Regions from separate parts of the Homo sapiens genome. Here region 1 is linked to region 2. The links are chromatin loops, found by intact Hi-C in ENCODE. Cell type or tissue: GM12878. All regions are shown on one strand. Region 1 overlaps PC (pyruvate carboxylase). Region 2 overlaps SPTBN2 (spectrin beta, non-erythrocytic 2).

The links. A loop is a pair of places that touch in the nucleus more often than their neighbours do. Peaks named below come from ENCODE experiments on the same cell type or tissue, not always from the same donor. Only the 100,000 strongest peaks of a DNase experiment are listed, where the experiment ranks them.
Region 1: it touches region 2 in a loop (19-fold over the local background); 39 of 110 quality-filtered maps call a loop at or near these places.

What each region holds. Positions count from the first base shown.
Region 1 is chr11:66,881,846-66,884,345 of GRCh38, forward strand. The region is part of intron 3 of PC (pyruvate carboxylase); the gene reads right to left. Among named protein-coding and RNA genes, the nearest start is that of LRFN4, 26 kb to the left of the region's middle. RefSeq lists enhancers at 131-868, 869-1,606. In GM12878, a CTCF peak has its summit at 1,502 (motif pointing left); no DNase peak of the experiment used is centred here.
Region 2 is chr11:66,693,610-66,696,109 of GRCh38, forward strand. It overlaps SPTBN2 (spectrin beta, non-erythrocytic 2), which reads right to left. Exons shown (of 38, transcript NM_006946.4): 22 at 530-754; 23 at 163-252. Among named protein-coding and RNA genes, the nearest start is that of RBM4B, 17 kb to the left of the region's middle. RefSeq lists an enhancer at 1,208-1,708. In GM12878, a CTCF peak has its summit at 1,257 (motif pointing right); a DNase peak (open chromatin) is centred at 1,312.

The sequences.
Region 1 (2,500 bases), 190 kb after region 2:
CAGAGCAGGAGCTCGGACCCATCAGAGTTGGCCTATGGACTCTTCACTCAACTAAAGGAGTAAGTCACGGCTTTCATCAGGAGCACAGTGTGACAGGCACTTGGAAACCAAAATACCAAAACCAAAAACCCCACTTCTGATAAAACTGTCACTGGCCTGGCCTCCAGCAGGGCCACCAGTGGCACTCAGAGCTTCCCAACGAGAGCTGACGAACAATGTCAGCAGTCACATGTCCCAGATAAGCCAAGGCAGTTTCAATTTGTCTAATAAATCATCAAAATGTCCCTGAAATCCCACTACTTCAGACCTGAACTACATCTCCCAGGATGCCTCTTGCAACCAGAAGGAGCACAGAATCCTGCTGTCAGGCCATCATCCCCCAAGTTTTGTTCCAGACAACAACGTGGCCCCAGTGCTCAGCAGCCTTTCTGGGGACCAGGGCAGGGCGCCACCTAAGAGCTGCTGCAGCTGAGGCCCCACATCGCTTCGTCCTACATATTCCTGTCCTCACAGAGCGTCTCCTGCAGCCTCAGAGGGCAGCAGTGGGCAAGAGGCCGCAGAGGAAGGGAAAGACCAGGCCCTGCTTCAGGGGCGGGTGGCCAGCAAGTTGGTTCTGAAAGCCCAGCAGAGCACCTGGGTCCCTCAGCAAATCCTCAGAGGTGTGCTGGAGAGCAGCAGAGGGCAGAGAAGAAAGAAGTGTGGTTCAGAAACAGGCCCCAGGAACCTCCGAACCAACAAAGCTCCACACACCTACTTCCTATGGGCCCAGCTGCCCCCAGCACCAGCACCCGCACCAGGCTGTGCCCCTAGCCCCAGCTGGGCTCCACAGCTGCCAGTGAAAGCAGGTCAGAACCAGAAAGAAAGAGCTCTTGGCAGAGCACTCGGGGCTGCGGCGGTGGCAGCTCTGACGGATGGGGCCGCTCTCCCCAGGCGGCTCTGCTCTAAACATGTCCGACGGGCCCCAGGGCTGGCAGCCAAGAGGGACAGATGAAAGAACGACTCCACCTGGCTCTCAGGGCTGCCACGGCTGATATCAAAGCACCCAAGAGAGGACAGACTGAGGCTGAGATTTCTGGGCAGGGGGGGCAGAAGGGAGGACGCTGGAAACAATGCAGGTGACAGACACAGAAGACAGGAGAGAGACAATACCAAAGACGGAAACAGACACAGCACGGGTGCTCGCCGAGGCTCAGCTGTCCGGGCTCTGGGCCCCCAGGAGCGCCGGCTGCTCCAAGTGGCACTGCGGCGACGAACAGCAGTGAACAGTGCCAGCAGGGCTCCTCATCGCCCTGGCAACCCTCTATTCAAAGGAGCAGCCGAGGGGGAAAGGGTGGCACCGAGGCGACTGGCGCCATGGTCTCGGGACTTGTGGACTGGGGGACAAAGGGGGTCTCAGAGAAAGCAGAGTGAGGGGTCCCGAGGGCCTGCAGTGAGGTGGCTGCTCCATCCCAGCCTCACTGGAAAGCAGTGAGAATTTCAGGGCCAACACTGCCCCCTGGCGCACGAGGAGCCAGCTTCCTGCCGACCCTGCAGCACGGGGTGTGGGCAGGGCTCACATGGGAAGGTCACTTGTCCCCATTCCTCCACATCCTATAGGAGTAGGCTCAGGAATGCCTTCCCTATATTCCCCGGGCAGCCACCTCCCTCAGCTCTGTCCTTGTCTGTGCCCCACCCATCGTCCTGCTCAGGGGGCTCTCCATGAGGTCTCCGTGGCGTCTGTGTCCTCAGCAAAGAGCATTTAATGTTATAAAGATTTGTTGACCCGTCTTGTCTCCTTTAATAGACACTGTTAGGGCCCTGGGCACAGGATCCCTGGTCTCTTTTGTCCCCACATCTCCCTGGCACTCTGTACAGTGCGTAAGACCAGAACTAAATAAATGTCTGAGGGAATGAATCAGTGAAGAAATACTTCAGGTCACAATGAGGTTGCAGAGTGGCATGAGGCTGTTAAGATTCACCGTGAGGCGTGGTGGCTCATGCTTGTAATCTCAGCACTTTAAGAGGCCGAGGCAGGGGTATCACTTGAGTCTAGGAGTTTGAGATCAGCTTGGGCAACATATTGAGATCCTGTCTCTGCCAAAAAATTAAAAAAAAAACTTTTTAAAATTAGCTGGGTGTGGCCTGGCACGTGGCTCACACTTGTAATCCCAGCACTTTGGGAGGCTGAAGCGGGTGGATCACCTAAGGTTGGGAGTTCAAGACCAGCCTGACCAACATGCAGAAACCCCATCTCTACTAAAAATACAAAATTAGCCGGGCATGGTGGCACACGCCTGTAATCCCAGCTACTTGGGAGGCTGAGGCAGGAAAATCGCTTGAACGTGGGAGGCAGAGGTTGCGGTGGGCTGAGATCGTGCTATTGCACTCCAGCCTGGGCAACAAGAGCAAAACTCCATCTCAAAAAAAAAAAAAAAAAATTAGCTGGGCATGGTGGTGCCCATAGATAGTCTCAGCTGCTTGGAAGCCTGAGGCAGAAGGATTGCTTGAACCTAGAAGGTTG
Region 2 (2,500 bases):
TATCTCCTACTGAGAGGACCCACCCTCCCAAGGTGAGGAAAGACAGCCACTGAAGTCCAGGGTTACACTCAGCATCGAGGGGGGCCTGGTCTTAAGAAAAAACACGTCCAAGTCTGGGCAGGCTCCTGGGAACTTCTCTTTTGCCTTCAGCCTCTGCCTCACCTGGTTTTTCTTCATGAGAAGCTGGACGCTGGGCAGGTCCTTGCCATGCTCCATGGAGCTGGCCATGGGCAGCCGCTCTGTCACCCACAACTGGAAGAGGAAGAGGGGGTCAGTGGAGGCCCAGAGGGCAAGGCAAGCAGCAGGGACTGATTAGTGGGAGTGGGGACACCTGGGGCTACCGCCCTGTGTGTGGGGAACAGTCATCTCTGGTTCTGGGAGGCATCTCCAAGTCTCCCTATAGGGGAGATGGTCAATGCCAAAGAGAAGAGGGAATAGAGCCCTGCTGGCATCTCCCTGGCATCCAGGAGGGAGGCTGGAGAACCACATGGCTGGGGGCAGCTTGCCGTCCTTGGCCCCAGTGACTCACAATCTCATCTTCCACATCGCGGTGGAACTGGTGCTGCTCGCGAGAAGCCTGCAGGCGCCGGCAGCGTTCCCGCATGGGCTGGCACAAGGCCCTGAACTTCTCCTCCACGGCCCTCGAGGTTCTCTCCACCTCCCCTGCACCCTGGTCCTCCTGGGCCAGTGCTTTGGCCTGGGCCTGGATTGCCTCCACCTCCTTCTCTCTCACAGCCATCTCCCATTCCAGCATCTGCAAACCGCCAGGAGGAAGGACATGTTAGCTCTGCATTTCCGCCTTCATGCCCAGCAGAGACACCAACCAGTCTCTATCCAGCCCACTGTGGCTGCTCATCACTGCAGCTCACCCAGGGAGAGCATCCCCTCATGGGCTGGATCAGTGGATCTCGAACTTTATATGCACAAGAATCCAAGGGCAGGGGTTGAAAAAATCCCTATTGGGTACTGTGCTCACTACATGGGTGATGGGTTCAATTACACCCCAAACTTCAGCATCACACAATATAACTTATAACAAACCTGCACCCACACCCGCGAATCTAAAAGATTGAAATTAAAAAATCCAGGGTAGTGTGATAACTGTGCCCATTATCAATTCATTGTCTCTCCATCCCCAATCCATCGTGGCCCTGCTTTGAGACACTGGAACTGGCCCCTGGAAACATTCCTCCTTTGCCAGCAGGCACAATCTAGGCCTTGTCAGCAGAGGGCGCTGGAGGGACACCACAATGCCTAGCAGATGTGGGGCATTCCACGGTTCCAAGGTGCTTTTCTTCCTCCTACAGCAAAACTGTCCACAGTGCGCAAGAGATCCGGTGGCTCTTACTCTCTGGCAAGTTTTGCTGCACTCTAGTGGCCACTTCCTGCTGGCCAGCCTTGGCTTGCTGGCTTCAGACATGCTCTGGCCTGTGATACCCCAGCAAATTTCCAGGCCATTCAGTGGGCCTCCGCCCTCTCCAAGGAGGTCTGAGACTCAGCCATCTTGCTCCTTCCTGGGGGACTCCTCAACCCCAGAGGTGTCAGCTGCTCCCTACACTTCCCATTCTGCATTCTTCAGAGCAGGGACCAGCAAGTCCAGCCCACTGCCTAGCCTTATAAAGTTTTTATTGGACCACAGCTGCACCCCTTTTTAAAAAATTTTTTGAGACAAGTCTCGCTCTGCCACCCAGGCTGCAGTGCAGTGGCACGATCACAGCCCACTGCAGCCTCGACTCTCCAGGCTCAAACAATCTTCTCACCTCAGCCTCCTGAGTAGCTGGGACTACAGGCACACACCACCACCACGCCCAGCTAATTTTTGTAGTTTTTGTAGAGATGGGGTTTTGCCATGTTGCCCAGGCTAGTCTCAAAACTCCTGGACTCAAGTGATCCGGCCACCTCGGCCTCCCAAAGTGTTGGGATTACATGTGTGAGCCACCACACCTGGCCATACCCCTTATTTTACATATAATCCGCAGCTGCTTTTCCTTACAAGGGCAGAGTTGAAGGGCTGTGACATAGACCTTACGACCCATGAAGCCCCAAAAATTTACTATCTGGTGCTTTACTGAAAAAAGTTTTCTGACCCCTGCTATAGAGTTCTCTTTACCACCTTTTACTAATTTATACTTCTGTTTTTTTTTTTGAGACAGAGGCTTGCCCAGGCTGGAGTGCGATGGCATGATCACGGCTCACTGCAACCTCTGTCTCCTGGGTTCAAGCTATCCTCCTCCCTCAGCCCTCAGCCTCCCAAGTAGCTGGGATAACAGGCGTGCGCCACCACGCCTGGCTAATTTTTGTATTTTTAGTAGAGACGGGGTTTCACCATGTTGGCCAGGCTGGTCTTGAACTCCTGACCTCAAGCGACCTGCCTGCCTTGGCCTCCCAAAGTGCTGAGATTACAGGCATGAGCCACTGTGCCTGGCCTAATTAATATTTCTTTTTACTGAAGTTCTCATCGTCAAATTATTAGGGGGTCTGTCTCCTAACTCTAACCCTG